2 separate regions of the Homo sapiens genome follow, and region 2 is linked to region 1. A link is a loop called in an ENCODE intact Hi-C map of the cell type or tissue named here. Cell type or tissue: HCT116. All regions are shown on one strand. Links, peaks and the distances in the headings refer to the core of each region. The heading gives the core; the rest is flanking DNA.

What was found. Peaks named below come from ENCODE experiments on the same cell type or tissue, not always from the same donor. Only the 100,000 strongest peaks of a DNase experiment are listed, where the experiment ranks them.
Region 2: it touches region 1 in a loop (3-fold over the local background); 3 of 110 quality-filtered maps call a loop at or near these places.

The regions. Positions count from the first base shown.
Region 1 is chr9:72,551,676-72,563,688 of GRCh38, reverse strand. All of the region lies in intron 1 of TMC1 (transmembrane channel like 1), which reads right to left. LOC101927191 (a long non-coding RNA gene) reads left to right here. Exons shown (of 5, transcript XR_242619.5): 5 at 5,864-6,067. Among named protein-coding and RNA genes, the nearest start is that of TMC1, 36 kb to the right of the region's middle. RefSeq lists enhancers at 5,168-6,367, 11,519-12,013. In HCT116, for the core only: no CTCF peak of the experiment used is centred there; a DNase peak (open chromatin) is centred at 5,968; H3K27ac peaks cover 1,978 bases.
Region 2 is chr9:72,488,926-72,500,938 of GRCh38, reverse strand. No RefSeq gene overlaps it. Among named protein-coding and RNA genes, the nearest start is that of TMC1, 27 kb to the left of the region's middle. In HCT116, for the core only: no CTCF peak of the experiment used is centred there; no DNase peak of the experiment used is centred there.

The DNA of each region.
Region 1 (12,013 bases), core at 1,441-9,440:
GGCCTCAGGTGATCCACCCATCTCAGCCTCCCAAAATGGTTGGATTACAGGCATGAGCCACTGCGCCCAGTCAATTTATTCTTGCTACCATTTATTCTTCATCTTAGCAAAAGTGCCATCAGTCATCAAAGATATCAACTCCTTCTTTCCCCTTATCTTCTGCCTTCCTCCCCTCCCAAATGGTCTCTTAAGTCCTCTACAAAAATCCTAGAAATGCCTCTGGCATCCATGGTCACTGTGTTCATTCTGGCTTTCATTGTCTCTTGCATTATTGGCAGTTGAGTTTAATGAATTGGCCCCTTGGAGTCTGCTCTTATCAATCTCCAACCCATGCTTCTTATGAAGCCAAATTACCATAGTGAAATGTAAAGCTGATGATGGTTGAACAATTTCTGGGGCTCCCTATTGCCTAAATATGGCAAAATTTTTCATCTGGTCTGGAAGACCTTTCTCAATCTGATCTCAATCTACTTCCTAATCTTCCTGCATCTCCATCCACCACCAAAACCACACAACTCAAACTTTGGCCACCCCCAGAGTACTTGCTATTCTCCCCTCAAAAACATTATTCTTTTTGTACCTCCACACCTTTGCTCATGCTGTACTCTATGTTTGTAAATCTTATATTTGAATTGGCTAACTAGTAACTTTCTTCTTAATCTGAAAGACAGTTCAAATGCCACATCTCTGTCCAATTTTCTTTATTTTTTATTTTATTTTATTTGAGACGGAGTCTTGTTCTGTTACCCAGTGATCTCATCTCACTGCAACCTCCACCACCTGAGTTCAAGCAATTCTCCTGCCTCAGCCTCCCAAGTAGCTGGGGTTACAGGCGTCTGCCGCCACACCCAGCTAATTTAAATTTTCTTTAATAATCCCCAACTTAGTTAGATCTTCCTCTGTATTTTCATACTATAGCTAATTAACTGTTATTATACCAATTATACCATTTCGCTATGATTTTTCTTACTTGGAAACTCCTTTCTAAATTTTTAAAAAAAATTTAATTGACAAATAATAATTGTATATATGTATGGGATAACTAGGGAACTCTGAGAGATGAGGTTATATCTTCCTTGTATCCCCAGTTTCCAATACAATGTCTGACACAATAGGGATTCAAATGCTTGTGAATCAAACTAAATTGTCTTACTTTCTCCTAGTGATAATAAACATGAATTATTTTCATGTATAATCTTTTCACTTAGACTTCCAGCCATCAGAAAAACAGATTAGTTCTCAAACAATATAACATAGCACAAAGGTGTACTGCTAAATATGTAAAAATGTAAATTACATAAATTACATGAGAGCACTGTTTTCATATCTGTCAAGCAGGAGGTTGAACAGATCATATAACTGAGCATAGGATGTTTTACGTACAAAGGAACTTGAAAAGAATGAGATAATGTAAAGCCAGTGACCCTCAAAAAAATTGTGTTTTTTAAATCAGAACCTGCAAGACCCTTGACTTAGAGCATATATTTATGAGTATATTAGTCAGGGCAGGAAGTATTCCTACTTACTGAGTTAATATTACAGGCAACCAAGTGGACAGAATGGTAACTACGTATGTTTAAAGCACTGTGAGATGTTATTAGACAGTAGTAAAGATCATGTTGTAATTACTGTTGACTTGTTTGGGCCCTTGTGTTAAAATTTTAATTTTTTTTTTTTTTTAGAGATAGGATCTTGTTCTGTTGCCCAGGCTAGAGTGCAGTGGCAGGATCATAGCTGACTGTATCTTCAAACTCCTGAGCTCAAGCGATCCTCCCGCCTCAGCTTCCCAAGTAGTGCGGATTACAGGCTTGAGCCACTGCACCCCGCTCCGGTTTGGGGCCTAGAAGAAGAAACATCTCCAACTCTGTGACCCAAATTTTCAGTATTCAAACGTGTGCCTAAAATGTAGAGAAGCAGTTGAGGCAGAATTGTGGAATAGAAATAGAACAGCCTGGATTTAAATCCCAGTTCTGAACTCACTACCTCTGCTGACCTTTGGCAAGAGACCTTACCCTTGAGGATCCTCAGACCAACTTGCTCTAAGATGGGACAGAATCTACTTCACAAGGCTGTGAGACTTAAGCTGAAAACAGTGCCTGGCTTGGAGCAAGCCCTTACTAAATGGTGTCTACTGTTGTTTGTGGACATTGTTAATGTATTTATTACTATGGCTTATAGTGAGACCAAAGCGCCAACTTTGGTCAGCCTTCCACATCACTGCTATAAACTTCTAAAATTAACAGTTTAACTTGCATAGTTTTGGTTCCTACACTTCTGTGAACATCCACTATATGGATCAGAGAAGAATAATAGAAATCTAAATGAAGCTGAGTTATTTTCTCTCTCTCTTTTTTTTTTTTTTTTTTTTTTTGAGACGGAGTCTCGCTCTGCCGCCCAGGCTGGAGTGCAGTGGCACGATCTCGGCTCACTGCAAGCTGTGCCTCCCGGGTTCACGCCATTCTGCCTCACCCTCCAGAGTAGCTGGGACTACAGGTGCCCACCACCACGCCCGGCTAATTTTTTGCATTTTTAGTAGAGATGGGGTTTCACCGTGTTAGCCAGGATGGTCTCAATCTCCTGATCTCCTGACCTCATGATCTGCCCACCTCAGCCTCCCAAAGTGCTGGGATTACAGGCATGGGCCACCGCGCCCGGCCTTTTCTCTCTTTAATTGTCCAAAAACATACTCCTGCTCTTGCCATTGTGTTGTATAGAATGGGAAATAGTCACATGCTGGGAAAATAAAATCTAAGTATCTCTAGCTAATAGGTACCCCTACAGAAATCTGATGTCATCAGAAAAATAAAATAATTATAATGAAGTTTGCTTGGGTGGTAAAATGAAGTTTAGTTGAGGAAATGTGAAACTTGCAAAACCTGATTAAGCAGACAGATAGAGAAAATGAGGCCGGGCGCGGTGGCTCATGCCTGTAATCCCAGCACTTTGGGAGGCGGAGGCGGGCGGATCAAGAGACCATCCTGGCTAACACGGTAAAACCCCGTCTCTACTAAAAATACAAAAAGTTAGCCAGGCATGGTGGCATGCACCTGTAGTCCCAGCTATTTAGGAGGCTGAGGCAGGGGAATTACTTGAACCCGGGAGGCAGAGGTTGCAGTGAGCTGAGATCGCGTCATTGCACTCCAGTCTGGGTGACAGAAAGAGACTTGGCCTCAAAAAAAAGAAAAAGAAAAGGAAAATGACAACAACTCCATCACAGACACATACAAATTGAGAGTAAATTATGGCAAAGTTCAGGTGGATGAGGCAAATTCAGGACATATAAAGATACAGGAGGGGATTAACCTGTATCTGATCAAAATTAGATAAGGTGATAGCCAGAGGTGTTTATACTGTACATGCATGTGGAATTTCGTGGTACATCCAGACATTGCTTCAGCAATCAGATACCTGTGTAATCTGGCTCTTGGGAAGTAAATAACAATAGCTACAACTCATGACATAATTGTTTTTATCTAATCATCAGAGATTGACAGTTGCACAAGGCAGGTTTTAACACTTCCCTGTTGGGGATATTGGGATAATGAGTGTTTTCAACAATGTTCTGAGCTGCTGAAAGCTACAAGCAAACATAGGGGTGATATGTCATGGTTATCAGACGCAACTATTATTCATTTTCCTTGTAATCAAGGAGATATCAGGCCCAGAGGCTCCTTCTAACATACCTATTTAAGAATGAGTTGATATTTCTCAGCCAAATGAAAGCTTTCAATTGTTCCAAAATAACAGTTTCCTCCTAAATACATTGAGGTCTGGTTGTGCACCAAGTGTCAGTGACTTTCTACTTGCTAAATCCATCTGAACACTTCTTAATATCCAAAGCATTGGACATGGTTGTTGACCTTCTTTCTTTAGCCATTTTTTTGTCATCATTTCTGTGTTTCTATTCAGATGGCACGATCATGGTGAGTGGTTTGTCTCCATTTTCGAAAATTTAACCACTCTTTTTTTTGTGACCACCATGATACCACGTTTTTCTGGATTTTATTACTTGCTTTGCAGATTCTTTCTCTACACATCCGATAAGTTTGTTCCTTTTCTAGGCCCTGCTCTTTTCTTTCTGAATTCTCTCTTCCTGAGCAGTGCCATTTATTACTCCATTGCTACAGCTCCGATGAGAAACACTGAGTGCTGTAGGAACTCAGAATATGACCTGGTCGTTACAGAAGGTATCAGGAAATAGGTGACACTAGAGTTTGTTTCCTAAAGATTATGGGCATCGGTGGGGGCCTACAAAGTTTCTGGTATGAGTTATTTTTGTGAAAAATTCTATCTCTTGCCAGGCACAGTGGCTCACGCCTGTAATCCCAGCACTTTGGGAAGCCAAGGCGGGTGGATCATGAGGTCAGGAGTCTGAGACCAACCTGGCCAACATGGTGAAAACCCATCTGTACTAAAAATACAAAAAATTAGTGAGGCCTGGTGGAGCACTCCTGTAATCCCAGCTACTCAGGAGGCTGAGGCAGGAGAATCACTTGAACCCAGGAGGCGGAGGTTGCAGTGAGCCAAGATTGCGCCATTGCACTCCAGCCTGGGCGACGAAGCAAGACTCCATCTCAAAAAAAAAAAAAAGAAAAATCTTCCAGGCTCATTTCTTACCTCAAAATGTGTTCATTTGAGTTCAATATGGTATCAGAGAAGTTGTATGACTTCATTTGTCCTTCAATCTTTCAAACAATTCTTATAAGGCAGAATAGGCTCTTCTATTTGGAAAGAAAAGTATGTTTTTAATTGCATTTCTTATAACAAAAAAAAATGGTTGAAAAAGGGAATTACACAACTTTTTGAAAATAAAAATTTTAACTGTATAAGCACAATTTTCCAGAGTAGTACCAGAAAAGTTGGCTTGGGAGGGGTATGAATTGTGATAGATTCCTCAAAGGATACAGGGGTTGCTGCATCCGACTCTGCAATTTTATTGTACATTTTTATATTTGTAAAGTGCTTTAAAATAACTCCTGACAAGCATGTAAAAGCATGTAAACCAGATAACCATTATCATCCCGATTTTTCAAAAGATGAAATAGAAACAGAGATCAGTGAAGGTGTCTGCCCTCTTCAAGTAGAAAATGGCAAGTGGTAACAGATTAGAAATCACTGAGCCTGAAATTCTATTATGCTGCATGAGCTGAAGTCCAGATCTACCCCTTGGATGAGTGCTTCTCAGCACTTCCCAAATTTGAACAAGGCAGTGCACAATTGTGAGAGTTCATCCAGATAATTCAGGTCAGAATTTCCCTGTGACCCTGGAATCTCAAAAACAATGTAATTGAAATTATTTAACAAACTCATTACTCTATGCTTAGCTACTGAGCTGGGCCACCAAGATGCTAGTGTCCCATGGGAAAGGGAAGAGATTTAACTCACATTTGGTTGGGCTGAGGTAAAGTAAGGAGAGTGATTGGGAATTTTGTTTATGTAAAAGTGTTGCATTTTAATTTAATTTTTAATAGATTTTCCCATGTCTTCATTTATGGAGACAGAAAGAGAGAGAGAGAGAGAAAGAGAGAAAGAGAGAGAGAGAGAGAAATGTTCACCAAATACACAGGCAAATTAGAAATATTTCCTATGTCTTCAATTTGGACAATTATCTTCACTGAAGAAGCATTTTTATTTTATTCCTGGCTGCCCTTACAGTGCCAGGGAAGCCTCTTTCTGTGAATATACTCTGATATCTCACTTATTAAAATAATTGACTCCCAGGAACAATTTCTCATGGTCTGAAGCCTTCCACACTGACCCAGCTGTGGAGGCCACAGAATAAAAGACATCCACTTGGGCTCCAGGTATTGCTCAATGACAATACAAATCAATGAGAAACTAAACAGCTGTTTTTCCTCTTTAGCCTCCCTCACACCAAAACACCGGAAGACTTGAGTGAGCAGATCAATGCCACAGGCAAATGACTCAGTGAAAATCTTGAATGTTTGCTAAGATCTCCTGCAGCATCCCAGGTCAAAGAGGCTGACTCAGAGGGCCCTACTCCCACTGCTGTCCCTGACACACATTGGAGAGGCCTTGAGACATGCTGCCTCTGAAGTCGGTATCATGTGACTCACAACCTAGATCTGGGGGACATGGCTTTAGTGGTGGTGGTGTTTGCCTTTCAGTTCTTAAGAATTTTTTTTTAACAGTTGTTGTCATTTCTTTGTTTAATGATTGTAAAATAAGTGCTCAATATTAAACATTTGGAAAGAACAGAAAGTTTTTTAGAACAGTAGAGAAACAATTATCATAATCCCATCCAGAAGTAATCACTGTAAACATTTGAGTCATTTCTGTTTTTTTGTTTGTTTGTTTTTTTGAGAGTCTCACTCTGTCACCCAGGCTGGAGTGCAGTGGCATGATCTTAGCTCACTGCAATCTTTGCCCCCCGGGTTCAAGCGATTCTCCTGCCTTGGCCTTCTGAATAGCTGGGATTACAGGTGTGGGCCACCACGCCCGGCTATTGTTTGTATTTTTAGTAGAGAAGAGGTTTCACCATGTTGGCCAGGCTGGTCTCAAGCTACTGGCCTCAGGTGATCCACTCGCCTCAGCCTCCCAAAGTGCTGGGATGATAGGCATGAGCCAAGCCACCTGTCCTGTCATTTCTTTTAGACCAGCGTTTCTCAACCTCAAAAAACAATTGACATTTTGGACTGTTTAATGCTGTCAGGGGCTGTCCTGTGCACTGCAGGATGTTCAGCAGCATCCCTGGCCTCTACGTATTAGATGCCAATAGCACTTCACTCCCCAACCCCAGATGTGACAACCAAAAATGTCCCCAGCCATTGTCAAATGTCCCCTTGGAGGTGAAATTGCCCTGCTCAAGAACCAATTTTTTTGTTTGTTTGTTTGTTTGTTTGTTTCCAAGACAGAGTCTCGCTCTATCTCCCAGGCTAGAGTGCAGTGGCGGGATCTGGCTCACTGCAACCTCCGCCTCCCAGGTTCAAGTGATTCTCCTGCTTCGGCCTCCCGAGTAGCTGGGATTACAGGCACGCACCACCATACCTGGCTAATTTTTTTTGTATTTTCAGTAGAAATGGGGTTTCACGATGTTGGCCATGCTGGTTTCAAACTCCTGATCTCAAGTGATCCACCCGTCTCGGCCTCCCAAAGTGCTGGGATTACAGGCATGAGCCACTATGTCCGTCTGAGAACCAATGTTTTAGAGAGTATGCTTTTGGCAAGCAGGAGTGTCTACTTTAGATTTATGTGTGGAAATTTGTGAGACGTTCCTAAGGAGTAAAAGTTGAAGCTTTAATTTCACAAGTAAGCCAGGCACAGTGACTCACGCCTGTAATCCCAGCACTTTGGGCAGCCGAGGAAGGTGGATCACCTGAGGTCAGGAGTTCAAGACCAGCCTGGCCAACACGGTGAAACCCCATCTCTACTAAAAATACAAAAATTATCTGGGTGTGATGGCAGGTTCCTGTAATCCCAGCTACTCAGGAGGCTGAGGCAGGAGAATCCCTTGAACCCAGAAGGCGAAGGTTGCAGTGAGCTGAGATCGCACCATTGTACTCCAGTCTGGCTAACCAAAGCGAAACTCCGTCTCAAAAAAAAAAAAAAATTCACGGGTGAAAAGGCTAACAGAAAGGTGTTTTGCAGAAGGTCACCAAGTGGATTAGGGATTAGGCCTGCCTAGCTTCTGATTTACTGATATTTCCACTCTTCTCTGTGCAACTTTTTTTTTTTTTTTTTTTTTTTTTTTTTTTGCCTTAGTCATAGATTGGTTTTCCTGGGTAACATCATTTAAGAGTTAAGTCCAGGCCAGGTGCAGTGGCTCATGCCTCTAATCCCAGCACTTTGGGTGGTCAAGGTGGGTGGATCACAAGGTCAGGAGTTTGAGACCAGCCTGGGGAATATGGTGAAACCCCATCTCTACTAAAAATACAAAAAAATTAGCCAGGCGTGGCAGCACATGCCTGTAATCCCAGCTACTCGGGAGGCTGAGGCAGGAGAATTGCTTGAATCTGGGAGGCAGAGGTTGCAGTGAGCCAAGATTGCGCCACTGCACTCCAGCATGGGTGACAGAGCAAGACTCCGTCTCAAAAAAAAAGAGTTAAGTCCAGAGGCAAAAGGACCCAAGGAAGCAGTTACTAACATATTCCACTTATTCGCATGGGATTTCTCCTACCATCCACATCATCTGGGTGTGGTGAAAACAAATGAGATAATATCACAAAGAAATCTGTGAGTATGGGCCGGGCGCAGTATCTCACGCCTGTAATCCCAGCACTTTGGGAGGCCAAGGAGGGAGGGTCACGAGGTCAAGAGATCAAGACCATCCTGGCTAACACAGTGAAATCCCATCTCTACTAAAATACACAAAATTATTAGCTAGGCACGGTGGTAGTCCCATCTACTTGGGAGGCTGAGGCAGGAGAATCACTTGAACCCGGGAGATGGAGGTTGCTGTGAGCGGAGAACGTGCAATTGCACTCCAGCCTGGGTGACAAGAGCAAAACTCTGTCTCAAAAAAAAAAAAAAAAAAACAGAATCAAAACTCAGAATTCAGGTCAGGTGCTTTGGCTGTAACTCCAGCACTTTGGGAGGCCGAGGCGGGTGGATCACTTGAGGTCAGAAATTTGATACTACCCTGTCCAACATGGTGAAACCCCTTCTCTACTGAAAATACAAAAGTTAGCCAGGCATGGTGGCACATGCCTGTAATCCCAGCTACTCAGAAGACTGAGGCAGGAGAATCACTTGAACCTGGGCAGCAGAGATTGCAGTGAGCTGAGATTGTGCCATCGCACTTTGGCCTGGGCAGCAGAGTGAGACTCCATCTCAAAAAATAATAATAATAATAATTTCAGAATTCAAAAATATTTAGGAATAAAGGAGCTGAGTAAATTTCAGGAATTTTCTACATTCTTTACTCTCTGGAGACTTTAACTGTCTTTATAGAATATGGAATGTTAGAAAGTAAGAAAGCCCCTTATAAATCACACGATCCAACCCCCTTATTTTACAGATGAGAAAGTGGCATCCACAAAGTCAGATACCAAAGTCCTTTAAGCTTGTGAATGAATGGTTGAAACCAGCTTCCCTGACTTTCACTGCTGAAACTATTCTGTCATGTCCCATTGCTTCTCAGTGCACTGTTACTCTATTACTCTCCTCTAAAATACAAAGGTCAAGCTAGAAACCAGGAAGAGAGAGTAAAATGCTAAGATCAAGATATCACCAAGAAAAAAACACATAGTTTTGCCCTGGTATTTCCAGCGTTCTGTCTTTTGACGAGAAATAACCACTCCTGTTAAAAGTATGCAAATATGTAACTGGAAAGAATTCAGGTCCACATGGTCAACATTTTAAAACCTTGGCTAACTTGGACCTTAGCCCTCTGGAATGCTCAGTAAGCTGGAACAACGCTGGATCTAGAAGTAGCCTGGGGCAAAAATTTAAGGAAAAAATGTTTAACTTGAAAAGTATTTCAGTGGGAAAGAATTGCCCTTAATTATTCAGCAATAAACGATCACAGCTAAGAAAAGCTAAAGACCAAACAGAAGACAACACCCAATAGAATAAATCCGTCAGTGCTTCTGACTGGGGAAAAAAAAGGCACTAATGCTTATAAAAATACCAAGATTTTGAAGAATATGAAGTCAAGAGTGTGTATGCTATCAATCATGAAGAAATATTGTTAGATGCTTTGTGCTCTGTTTGAGAAAGTGGAGCAATTGTGAGTGAATTTATTAAAGGATTTTCATTGGTATAAGTTAAAAGGAATAGTCAGGCATAAAATTCAGCTGGTTTGAAAACTGAATGTGTTTTCAGATATAATAGTCGTAGGGAGACGCCAGTACTTAGGCAGTTTCAAGAAAAATGCCTGGAAAGGATAAATTGAGAAAGGATGAATTGAGATGGCTCCATATAGAACTGGTGGCATGATCTCTAATCATTATGTGTCTAGGACCCCAGAAATCCAATTACTTTTAAGACAAAATTCTAAATGATGATAGCCATAGTAGTTTTTATACATTGATTTGTCCACTTCTCACCTGTTAATACAGAAGAGATAAATTTAAAATAAGCCTTTAAAATGTCCAAGCTAGGAGAAAAAAAAATCAGCAAAAGTACAGGCAAACTCTGATAAAATATGAGCATACTACTACAGTATAATTCTGCTTTCTCTTCTGTGTCATGCTTTGCTTTATTCCTTTTTGGTTCTTCCAAAATCTAGCAGTAGAGAAGAGTAGAACAGCTACAACTGGGTTACCTCACAAATAATTCAGTCTCTTTTTAAATAGAGTAAAAGTTAAGGAGATATTTAACTTTACATTCAGTTTTCTTCATCTGGAGATGGTTAAAATGGCAAATAATAATAATAATAACAACATGGAAACTGATATGTGAATATACTTTGTATCTTTGATCTTTATACTTACATTTAAAAATATACAGAATTGGAGCCAGGCTTGGTGACTCACGCCTATAATCCCAGCACTTTGTGAAGCAGAGGCCGGTGGATCACCTGAGGTTGGGAGTTCGAGACCAGCCTGACCAACATGGAGAAACCCCGTCTCTACTAAAAATACAAAATTAGCCCAGCATGGTGGCACATGCCTGTAATCCCAGCTACTCAGGAGGCTGAGGTAGGAGAATCACTTGAACCTGGGAGGCAGAGGTTGCTGTGACCCGAGATCATGCCGTTGCACTCCAGCCTGGGCAACAAGAGGGAAACTCCATCTCAAAAAAAAAATTATATATATAATTGAATGCTACACAGCACATTCTTCGTAATTCTGAGAATCGTGTGTATATATGTATATTTAATATGGACATTTAAAAATAAATATCATATATAGAAAGAAGATAAAGAGCATTGAAATCTTTGAACTTGATCCCTCTTTTAATATGATAAATAGATCAGCCATTAAATCCGAACAGAAACAATCACAATATGCAAACATCTAGTTATTATTATACCTTGGGACAAACAACACAAGTGGTCAGCTGGTTGGTTTCACAAATAGCAAGTAATCCCAGGTAACTATCATCTCCTTGCCTCTGAAGTACTCTCTGGTTCTTTAATTAAAATTTTAGCTAATCCTAATCTGATTAATGCAAACACTGCTTTTCCAAGTATCTTGTGATCCATGTTCACAAAGTTGTGCTGTAACCAGAGTGTCCTGACAAAGTCCAAGGTGCAAATAAGCATCTGTGATGTGTCCCCCAAATACAACAGTGTTTGCAGCCCACTCCACCCCCACTTCAGGCAATAAGCAGCTCAGAAGGTTAGTCGGTCTCCAGACTCCTCTATCCACCCTCCCTCTTAGTTTTCCACAGGTCTTTAATGCTTACAAGTCTCTTCTGGGGGGGATTCCTTCACAGCTTGGACCTTTCCTAGTCAGGGAGTGACAGCAGGGGGAAGAGACAAGTGCAATTCTGTCCAAAGCACAGAATCCTTGTAGCAGCTCATCTTCAGGAGTTCATTTGTTCTGTGGAAGAGCTCCCAAGTAAATAGGCCAAGATCACTGGGACCTTTCAATCTCCTCTTCCCTGGCAGAAATTTGGGTTATTATGGACCAGGACCCTTCCTCACCAGTGTGATCAAATCCCTCTGGCAGAAGACACAAGGTCACTGTGTTAGTTTAAGGGCTACTGTAATAAATTACCACATGGTGGGTGTCTTAAAACAACACAAATCTGTTCTCTCAGAGTTCTGGATGCTAGACCTCTGAAACTAAGGTGTCAGCAGGGCCATACTCTCTGAGAGGCTCTCAGAGACAATCTGTGCCATGCCTTTTTCTTAGTTTCTGATATTGCCGGCAATATTTGACATTCCTTGGCTTGTAAACACATCACTCTAATCTCTGCCATCATCACACGGTCTTTTCCCTATGTGTCTATGTCTCTTCTCCTCTTCTTATGAGGATGCCGGCCATATTGGATCAGAGCCCACCCTAGTCCGGTATGACCTCATTTTAATTTGATTACATCTGTAAACATCCTAATTACAAATAAGGGAACATTTACAGGTCCTGGAGACTAGGACTTTAGTCTG
Region 2 (12,013 bases), core at 2,193-10,192, 64 kb after region 1:
TTGCTATTATCCTGTAACACTACTACTACCATACCACACTGCTACTACCTCACTACATCTTTATTACTGTTTTACCAGACTTCCACTGCTACCTTACTACATTACTACCTTAAGATACTACAGCCATAGCTACAGTGCTACCTACTGTAACCACCGTATTATGCAAAATGTGTATTAGTTTTCCAGGGCTGCCGCAACAAAATATCACAGATTGGGTGGCTTAAACAACAGAAGTTTATTTTCTCACAGTTCTGGAAGCTGCCTGAGATCAAGGTATAAGCAGGTTTGGTTTCTTCTCCCATCTCCTTGGCTTGATGATGGTTGTCTTCTCACTGTGTCCTCACTTGGTCAGGATCCTCCAGAGAAATAGAGCCAATAGGATGAGCATATATACAGAAAGAGATTTATTTAAAGGAATTGGCTCATGCAGTTGTGGAGGCTTGGCAAGTCCAAAATCTAATGGTGAAGGCCAGCAGCCTGGAGACTCAGGAAAGAGTTGCATTTCTAGTCCAAAGGCAGTCTGCTGATGAACCAAGAAGAGTTAATGTTGCAGTTGAAATCCAAAGGCAGTTGGCTGGCAGAATTTCTTCTTGCTTGGGAAAAGTCAGCTTTTTGTTCCTTTTATTTTTATTTTTATTTTTTTGAGACCAAGTCTCGCTCTGTCACCCAGGCTAGAGTGCAGTCACAATCTGAGCTCACTGCAACCTTCACCTCCCGGGTTCATGCCAGTATCCTGCCTCCACCTCCCAAGTAGCTGGGATTACAGGCATGTGCCACCACACAGGGCTAACCTTTGTATTTTTAGTAGAGATGGGGTTTCACCGTGTTGGCCAGGATGGTCTCGAACTCCCGACCTCAGGTGATCCACCTGCCTCAGCCTCCCAAAGTGCTGGGATTACAGGCATGAGCCACTGTGCCCGGCCAGCATTTTGTTCTATTCAGGCCTTCAACTGATTGAATGAGGCCCACCCATGTTATGGAGGGTAATCTGCTTAACTCAAAATTCACCCATTTGAATGTAAATCTCATCTAAAAATATTCTCACAGAAAAACCCAGATGAATATTTCACCAAATATCTGGGCATCATGGCTCAGCCAAATTGACTGATAAAATTAGCCATCACACATGGTCTTTCCTCTGTACACCTGCATCCTGGTGTCTCTCTGTGTGTCCACATTTTCTTTTTTTCTTTTTTTTTGAGATGGAGTTTCGCTCTTTCACACAGGCTGGAGTGCAGTGGCTCAATCTCAGCTCACTGCAACCTCTGCCTTCCGTTTTCAAGAGAGTCTCCTGCCTCAGCCTCCTGAGTTGCTGGGATTACAGGTGCCCGCCACCATGCCCATTTAATTTTTGTATTTTTAGTAGAGACGGGGTTTCACCATGTTGGCCAGACTGGTCTCAAACTCCTGACCTTGTGATCTGCTGGCCTCAGCCTCCCAAAGTGCTGGGACTACAGGCGTGAGCCACCGCACCTGGCCAAATTTTCTCTTTTTATAAGGAAACCAGTCAGATTGGATTAGAGCCCACTCTAACGGCCTCATTTTAACTTAGTCACCCTTAAAGGCCTTTTCTCCAAATACAATCACATACTGAGGCATTAGGGCTACAACATATGAATTTTGGGAGGAAATAATGGAACCCATAACACTGACTTCTACTACACTCTACTAGCACTACTTTCTCACTACTACCATTGCACTGTACTACCGTTACTACTACTACTCATCATCTTTCTATTACTAATACTTCCATAAAGTTCCTTCAAGTTGCAATTTCCTGTGTTTCTACAAAATAGATTGTATACAGTTGGCACCATAAAGCTCGGAGTTTCTTTTTTTATTTCTTTTATTATTTTTAAAATATTTATTTATTTATTTATTTTTGTTAAGACAGAGTTTCGTTCTTCTTGCCTAGGCTGGAGTGCAATGGCGTGAACTTGGCTCACTGCCACCTCTGCCTCTCAGGTTCAAGCAATTCTCCTGCCTCAGACTCCCGAGTAGCTGGGATTACAGGCACCCACCACCACATCTAGCTAATTTTTTGTATTTTTAGTAGAGACGGGGTTTCACCATGTTGGTCAGGCTGGTCTCCAACTCCTGACCTCAGGTGAACCACCTACCTCAGCCTCCCAAAGTGCTGGGATTACAGGCGTGAGCCACCTCGCCTGTCCAAAGCTCGGAGTTTCTACCAAGATTGAATGCAGGTTCAGCCAGAGAGTTAGTTCATGGAACACAATTTAGATCACCATTGGACAATATTTCAGGATACAGGAATTTTGGTCAAGGAGGAAATGCCCAACTATAAAGAACTTAGGCCAGGAGGATGGAAAAACTAAGACAACCTACCTAAGAGGAGTTTCAATCTGTAAATGGTTACCAATAAGTGACTTTTCTTGGCCATAGAGCTCAAACATTCTGGAACAAAAGACTCAGCGGCAGTTTTGGTTAGATGTCACGAGGGGTTCATCACTTGAGTGGCTGGTCTGGTTTTCCTCAATAGTAAGAACCTAAGGAATGTTTACCTTTTATTCCTCTTCCAAGCATTAATTATATACTTTTATTTATCAATTTTATGGTAATCCCCAGACAATAATTGAGAAATATTGCCAATGAAGGACTAAGTGGTGAATGAGTGGAAAATACTCTACACATACATACACATTTATACTCATAGGGATTAACAGGCCAGCAAATGATGGCTTTTCTCAGTTTCTTTTTATATTCCATGCAAGTTAAAGTGTACAAAGACAATGAAATTCCCAAAGATGGTGGCGGAGTCATTCTTAAATTTGTGGTTCTCACTGTGCCTTTTTCAGTGCCTTTTACATCATCTTTGTTCAGGAAATATTTGCTGAGTTTAGTAAAGGGCAGATTCCCCAAATTCTGACGATACTAGCTGCACTGCTGCTCTGTTTCTCATTCAAATATATGTATCAAGTTCAGCTACCCTGCCAGCCATCGAACAAAACAAACTCACAACGTGTATGTACCTGAAGACTGAGAGTCTGTAACACGGTGTAAGCAGTTCAAGTAAATCTGACAGTCATTTATTCAGCCTACACTATGTGTAAAGCGCTGCAGGGCTGCTCATCCATTAAGGCAGACAGAGTGTGTACATAAATATCCATAATTCAAGGCAATTTTCTCTATTAATAGAGAAATAAATAATGTACTGGGATGTGGAACATGGCAGAGACAAGGCAGGAAACTGAAACTAGTGCCAGATTGTGGAGCAGTTTGAAGGCTGGGCACCACCCTAATCGCCACTGATAAATCCTTCTGTCGCCATTCGTAAAGGTTGGAAAAATATGGAGACACAAAGCCTGAACGGCCTCATTACCCTAATGGGCACAGCATGGAGTAGCTTGATAGAACTGACACCACTTCCAGGAATAACACCATGTTCGTGATAAAATGCCCAACCTTACTCTCTCCAGAACATTCAGTTATGAACAGTTATACACCAATTACTTTGTATTTTAATCAAAATATAATTGAAACAAGCCAGATTTAAAACTCTTTGATGCCACAGGCAACAAGATAAAAATTATGAAAGTTGAAATAGTTACATAATCCCCCTAAGGCCACCATTCTGTAATTCCAAGGCCAACTCACTTCTCCCTTTCATCTCTTAGACTGACACAAAAAGAGGGGGAAAAAATCAAATGAAAAGAGTTAAAGTGACTCACAAAGAGCTGTGAGAGAGAGAGGAGGAAAGAGAGAAAGTAGAAGCCACACAGGCTTAGGGGAGGGAGGGTTTGGGAGGTGAGTGGATTGGTATGAAGTAGGGGACAGTTGTGCATAAGAAAGTATGGAAGTTGGGCACAGTGGCTCACGACTGTAATCCCAGCACTTTGGGAGGCCGAGGCAGGCGGATCACCTAAGGTCAGGAATTCAAGACCAGCCTGGCCAATATGGTGAAACCCCATCTGTACTAAAAGTACAAAAATTAGCTGGGCATGGTGGCGGGTGCCTGTAGTCCCAGCTACATGGGAGACTGAAGCAGGAGAATCACTTGAACCCGGGAGGCAGAGGTTGCAGTGAGCCAAGATCGTGCCACTGCACTCCAGCCTGAGTGACAGGGCGAGACCCAAAAAAAAAAGAGTGTGGAAGTATTGGGGAAAGGGGAGAAAAGGACATGATGGTTATGATTTGGATCCCTGCTAACGTCCTTTGAGAGATACAAGTAAAGAACAGATTTCTCTTTTAATTTAGGGGAAGAAATGAGATTGGCTATTTCACTGTGCTTCTTGAATGCCAAACTGAAACCTTTGGGACCCCAATTTATTAGGGTTGCAATGAAATCTAAAATATTTTGGTTGATGTGAAATGCAATTAATTTATGCTGGGCATTTCCTAACTATGCAATTAAATTCTGATTTAACCCAGAAAACTATTTTCTTAACCTAGTGATACAATTTCAAGACAATGGATATGAAAATGAAACATTAAGGGGTTTTAATTAGGACAAGGGCTGTGGTTGTTGTCTAACTACCTATTATTTTTCCCAGAAGCAAGCTACTTGAAATATCTAGGTCAGAAATTAAAACCTCTCAGTACCAACTGAATTGTAAATGCAAGCAGTTAATGAAAGCTTCATTCCTTTACAATCTATGGACTGCATTAGCCAGTTAATGTTGATCTTTTAGAGTGCCATTTAAAAATTTTATAGCGAAAAGATATGTGTATGCATGTGTCTATTCATACCAAATAAGTGACTTAAGCTGTCATATGTATCAAATTAATTTAAACATTTAATAACCACAATGTCACTAAAAAACCTGGCTTGCAATTTGTTTATTGTTAATATCTGATATCAGAATTTCTTGGAATCTTGAAGCTATAGCTCAAATAATTTAATCACACACACACACACACACACACACACACACACACACACACAATTATGGCTCAGTGTTCCAGAAAATGTGTACCTTCTCACCTAGTACCAAGTAGAAAATTAAAACTTTCCAAATTAGCTGGGCATGGTGGTGCATGCCTGTAGTCCCAACCACTCAGGAGACTGAGGCAGGAGAATCACTTGAACCCGGGAGGCGGAGGTTGCAGTGAGCCAAGATCGGGCCGCTGCACTACAGCCTAGCAACAGAGCCAGACTTCGTCTCAAAAAAAAACAAAAACAAAAAAACTTCCCTTCCCCCAAAGCAAGCTAAAAGATTAAACACAGGTTGTTAATACTTACAGGTACTAAATATTTGCATCCAGACCCAAGATAGCTCTAAAATAAGCAACTGGTTAAGTGGAAGTATCACACTATCTGCAATAGTAAATACAAGTCCAGAGCCACTGACATCCATAAGATCAATGTGGGAAGGGGAATCTAAAACAGAGGGACAATGGCTCCTAAAAGAAAAAAACCCTGTGTGTAAATTGCTTATCATCATGGCTTATAACATACTAATAGTCATTAGCATGACAACCAGGTAGCAGTTGCTCACTAAGAACGTACCTTCAGATTTATATGCACTTAATGGATATACATATATGGTAAACGTAAGACTGTGGTGTAAAGTCCTTTGCAGGTTTGCTTAAAGGAAGAATTTTATTTTTCAGTTGTATAAAAGCTAAACATAGTTCTAAACACAAGTTCTCTCTATTCTCTGAGGGTTGTGAAATGCACACAGCTCTCTTCTTTTGATAAATATCAATGAAAGTGAAAGAGGTTGAACAGCAATCCCTGATCTTCCTTCCTTATCTCCAGTATATTTCAGTCCCAAGCCACATCCCAAGAAAAGAGAAAGTAGGGGTGGAATGAGGAGAAAAAAAATAGGTCCAGAATCACTCTAGGGCAAAGGTTGATCCTGGCAACACACAGATATATTATTTGGCCCACCTATGTTTTCAGATGGAGAAAATTTACATTTAAATATATCCAGATTTCTGGCCAGATGCAGTGGCTCGCGCCTGTAATCCCAGCACTTTGGGAGGCCGAGGCGGGTGGATCACCTTAGGTCAGGAGTTCGAGACCAGCCTGGCCAACATGGCAATACCCTGTCTCTACTAAAAATACAAAAATTAGCTGGGCGTGGTAGCGGGTGCCTGTAATCCTAGCTACTCGGGAGGCAGAGGCAGGAGAATCGCTTGAACCTGGGAGGTGGAGGTTGCAGTGAGCTGAGACTGTGCTATTGTACTCCAGCCTGGGTGACAGAACAAGACTCTGTCTCAAATAAATAAATAAATAAATAAAAATAACAGAATATCTAAATTCCTTTGCTCACTTCAGCTAGAGTTGAGTACCTCTTGCTACCCATAAATAGGACAGCTGTTCTCTAGTTCACCACAATCTTGAGTTGATCCACTTTAGTCATGTCTGTTACCTGCCAGACCCTATAGGCATGCAGGTTTACCACTCAGGTAATCTCATAAATTACTATATCGCATAAAAGCCTCAGATAAAACTATCTGGAACTTCATGTATTTACAAAAGATGCCTTAAATTCCACAGTTTTCTTTCAGGTATTTTCTGGGGTGGATTGCAAGACATGGAAATTTTTCTTATTTATATTTTTCTCTCTCATAGTTCATACAGCACCTGTCACATAAAAGGCACTCAATAAATGTTGATTGTTACAAACTAAAGGGAGAATGGACCATAATAACACTCACAGAGCTAATCTGCTTTGGACATCTTTGATTTACTCAGAGCCAAATCCATGGATCCAGGATTAGCCTTAAATTGAAAAGGGCCTGGAATGTAAGGGGATTACAGAGGTTGTGTTGCTGTGAAGGTCAAAAGTCAGACCAGTTCTCTGGGAGCAAATTTGTCTACAGTGAAGAAAGGACTTGCCTCAGCATTAGGAGTCCTGGATGCATTGATTACATAAATAAATTCTATTTATTGTCTACTATGTGCTAAGGGCTATGGATAGAAATATGAACATAACAAGGTCCTTTAAGGAGTTCAGAAATCAAATACATAGTTTCCATGAAAGCCATGTGAATGCATGTCATTTGACCTTTTCAAACTCACTAGCAAAAAAAAGGGGGTGGCAAATCTGTTTGTTGGGGCTTACTTCATGATACAGTAAGAAACAACTGAAACAATGGGATTGTAAACCTTGTGAACCGTAAAACATTGGCAACAAGATGGTAGAACTGGATTCTTCCTGCTTTTGTTTCTTAGGATGCTAATATTGCAGTCAAAAAAGTAAGCATGAGACACAACCTGCCCCAAATACAAAGAAAATGTTGCAGTTTTATAGAAAAATGACCTCTGAGAACCTTTTGCATGCCAGTTGGGTTCCTCAAGCAGACAAATGATTTTTTTTTTTAAATCAGGGTTAAGAGGAGAGAGGTGCCGGCATGCTCAAGGTCGCCAACCCCCACCTGTCCATCTCTCCCATATTTTTCTCACCTCAAGCTTAGAGAGGTGAGCATAATTCCAAATATGTTTCCTATAGTTGGGAGTAACACAAGACCGTTGCCTGACTCCCACCAGAGGCATTTAAGGTAGAGAGTGGATGGTCCACCTGGGGAAATCTGGAAGTAAGAGATGGCCTGAGCAGTCACTTTCGTGGTAGATCTAAGGGGAAGCTACTGTATTGGGACTACATTGCTCACTCCAAATTTGCCTGCACAAGAGATACGGGATGTTTCCTGTTGACTAGAGTAAGCTACCTGAGAGAGAGATTGGCCTCTGTTACTCCTGTGTCCTATCAATTCGGGCCACATGGAGGTGTGAGGTGACCTCAGTAGAAAGAGGCTGGGTTCCAGCCAGACTCAGTAGCTCATGCCTGCAGTCCCAGCACTTTAGGAGGCTGAGGTGGGCAGATCACGAGGTCAGGAGTTCGAGACCAGCCTGACCAACCTGGTGAAACCCCGTCTCTACTAAAAACACAAAAATTAGTTGGGTGTGGTGGCTCGCACCTATAATCCCAGCTACTCAGGAGGCTGAGGCAGGAAAATTGCTTGAACCCAGGAGGTGGAGGTTGCAGTGAGCCTAGATCATGCCACTGCACTCCAGCCTGGGTGACAGAGTGAGACTCCATCAAAAAGAAAAAAGGAAGGAAGGAAGGAAGGAGGGAGGGAGGGAGGGAGGAAGGAAAGGAAGGTAGGGAGGGAGGAAGGAAGGAAGGAAGGAAAGAAAGAAAAGAAAGAAAAAGAAAGAAAAGAAAGAAAGAAGGAAAGAAAGAAAGAAAGAAAGAAAGAAAGAAAGAAAGAAAGAAAGAAAGAAAGAAAGAAAGAAAGAGAAAGGGAAAGAAAGAAAGAAGGAAGGAAAGAAAGAAGCCGGGTGCGATGGCTCACGCCTGTAATCCTAGCACTTTGGGAGGCCGAGGCGGGTGGATCACGAGGTCAGAAGATCGAGACCATCCTGCCTAACACGGTGAAACCCCGTCTCTACTAAAAATACAAAAAATTAGCCTGGCGTGATAGCGGGCGCCTGTAGTCCCAGCTACTCGGGAGGCTGAGACAGGAGAATGGAGTGATCCCAGGAGGCGGAGCTTGCAGTGAGCCGAGATCGCGCCACTGCACTCCAGCCTGGGTGACAGAGCGAGACTCCGTCTCAAAAAAAACAAACAAAAAAAAAAAAAGAAAGAAAGAAAAGAAACGAAAGAAGGAAGGAAGGAGAGACAGAAAGCAAAGAAGGAGGGGAGGGGAAGGGAGGGGAGGGAAGGGGAGGGGAGGGAACGGAAGGGAAGGGAAGGGAAGGGAAAAATTTTCCCTGGAGGTAAAAATGAACTACGGGAGAGAGAAGTCCAGCAAGGGAAGAGCCCCTGAAACTGCCACATAGGAGAGAGTCCATTTTTCTTCCATGTCTTTGCAGCCAGGATCTCTAAGGGGGACTGTCTTTAACCATCTGCCAGGTCAGAGAGCCAAAGTTACCTCACCAAGTGACAATGGTTCTATCCCTTTATTTCTCCTCTCCCAACCCTGCTTTTGAGCCTAGGAAAGTGGTGAGCAGGAAGCGAGAAGGAGGAAGAAGAGACAAACTCACCTCTTCTTCTACTGCAGGCTTCAGACTAAAACAGGACATAGCTAGGCGGGGAGAATTGATATCAAGTTGTATTTGGAGTTCTGACCTTGCATGGAGCTGGACAGTGTTAAGACTGAATTAGGTCTGTGTCTGTGACTTAAAATGATTGTAGGACTGCTTTTTACCTGACTAAACAGAAAAGACATGAGAATAGCCCAGATATTCACCCAAGGTCAGGTGAATATTACCTTCCCAACCCCAACTAATACAAAATTAAGGGAGGGTAGAAAGCATACACAAAGATGCATTTGATCAAAATCCACACATCGTGCACCATATTTGCACCATATAAACAAGAGTTATTCTGGTATGAAGTAGTGTTATTTTCTCTTCCTGAAAAGTAGCTTTCATAGCGAACTATTGCTAAAGTTGCCATAATCGTCTTTTTCAACTTTCTTATTTTTAAGATGAAATATAGGTAAAGCCTACTGATAGAATGATAATGTTTATGGATCATGGTGAAGGTCCTGAAGTTGAAGTGAAATCATTTTTGAAGAATTATAAGTAATGAGAGAGATCTAACATGACTGACTCCATCTTGCTTCTAGACTGACTCCATCTTATTTGTAACCTCACAGACTAATCTTTTTTTTTTTTTTTTTGCTTATTCTAGCACTGAAGCCAAGATAAATTTAGTTTATTAAACTTAAACTTAGAGACATAGGAAACTGAACATCTCCTTGTTCACAGATTGAAGCTGCATTTGTAAGACAAGTTTAGAATTATGGGAAGAACTTGAACTTTGCTAAAGAATAGGCATAAACAATGACCTGCCATTGCTTAGCTTGCTTTTCTATTAGTTGCTTACCACTCCAGAGTCACGTAATCAGGGGTTGTAAGATTTATAATTTCCCCAACTACTCCTATAGATAACATCAATATTGTGAAACCTACAGAACTGGTCTTTGAGATCTTTTCCAAATTTAGCATTTTGGTAGACCAAGTGATGCCATCTGGTCCTCAGACCCCCTCTTGGGAACTAACTCAACTACACAAAGGCAGTTTTAAACACCCCCGTGATTTCTTCCCCAGATAATCAATTGTTTCAGTTTCCCAGCCCCTGCTTACCAAAGTACCCTTTAAAAAAAAACCCTAGCCTTGGCTGGGCATGGTGGCTCATGCCTGTAATCCCAACACTTTGGGAGGCCAAGGTGGGTGGATCACTTGAGGTCTGGAGTTCAAGACCAGCCTGGCCAACATGTTGAAACCCTGTCTCTACTCAAAAAAATTAAAAAATTAGCCAATGGTGGCAGGTGCCTGTAATCCCAGCTACATGGGAGGCTCAGGCAGGAGAATCACTTGAACCCAGGAAGCAGAGGTTGCAGTGAGCCAAGATCACACCACTGTACTGCAGCCTAGGCAATAGAGCTAGACTCTGAAAAGAAAAAAACTAGCTTTTTAATTCTCAGGGAAGCAGATTTGAGAAATACCTCCTGTCCTTCCACTTGGCTGGCCCTGCAAATTAAACTCTCTTTGCTGCAATACCTGCCGTTCTTAGTGCATTGGTATTTCTGGGAAGCAGGCAAAAAGAACCTGTCAGGCTGTGACATATGTCAGCTGAAGAGGAGCCTTGAAAACACTTTCATTAGGAAGTTTTGTACCTCCCTAGTAATATTAATTCAGCTGCTCCCCTTGAAATTTTAGGGCTTCTTTCACATTTTGGAAACAAGAGTGGTCGCCCTATCATGCCTCATGCCTCAGTGGTCAAGTTTCTGTGATCTGTCAGTCAAGAGGAATCCTTAGAAGCACCAACTGGCCCTACTTGGCAATGAAATTGAGTGTAGATAGGATAATTATGCTATGCACCTGTGCCTCTCTGCTATCCTAATAAAATCTCAGAAATAATGTCCCCATTTTCCCCACACTACCTTACTCAAGAAATTTCTCACTACCTTACTCAAGAAATTTAAAACTCATATAAGGAAAATGTAAAAGAAAAAGATCTGTGCTTCAAACAAGAATTACTCTCAAGATTCTGCCATTTGGATTATTCCTCATAAATTTCTAATCTGCCCAGCCTGTGATTCATATAGTAGCTGAAATTGAAATCTGTGAAAGAAATTAGGATTACTCCCTTACTTCAGCCTTGAAAAAAATATAGCCTAAAGGAGTTTTGGATGTAGATTTTGTATAGAAAACAGGCATTTAAAAAAAAAAAAAAAAAAGGCCAAGCGCAGTGGCTCACGCCTGTAATCACAGCACTTTGGGAGGCCGAGGCAGGCAGATCAGGAGGTCAGGAGTTCGAGACCAGCCTGACTAACATGGTGAAACCCTATCTCTACTAAAAATACAAAAGTTAGCCACGCGTGGTGGCGTGCGCTTGTAAACCCAGATACATGGGAGGCTGAGGCAGGAGAATCGCTTGAACCCAGAAGGTGGAGGTTGCAGTGAGCTGAGACTGCACCACCGCATTCCAGCCTGGGTGACAGAGTGAGACTGTCTCAAAAACAACAACAACAAAACAAAACTGAGGATTATAAAAGTGGAAAAGGAGAAGGAAATATCCTCCTTCTCTCCAAAGGTGCATTTCTACACTTACAACTCTGATTCCTTTGTTTCTACCTTTCCATTTCCATGCTCCCATACTTCTTTGTAGAACAGCCTAAATGTTGCGGAAAGCACCTTTCTTAGCTTCTGCTGTGTTACCTTGAAGCCACAGTGCTTACCTTTTAGACAGTTATTGCCGCCTTCTTCACCGTGGCTAATTGTCAGGGACAGAGATGTTTAAAAAACAATCACTTTAGTATCATGAAGATCACTGCTAATTAAATTCAACCAGAGTATTTACTGTTTGTTGTCTATTCTTTATCATGCATTTTCTAAGATCTTCTTATCCCTGAGTGAATTATACCAAAAGGCAGCAGATTGTCTGAGCCTCAGGGGAGATTTTTCCCAGTTTGCATTTTTGTTGTTGTTCTTATAGCATTACTCTTGATCATTTGTTAAAGAAAATATTTTTTAAAAAAAATTTACAATGGAAATTTTAAATTTTGAGAGAGTTGATATTTAATTAACACTTAC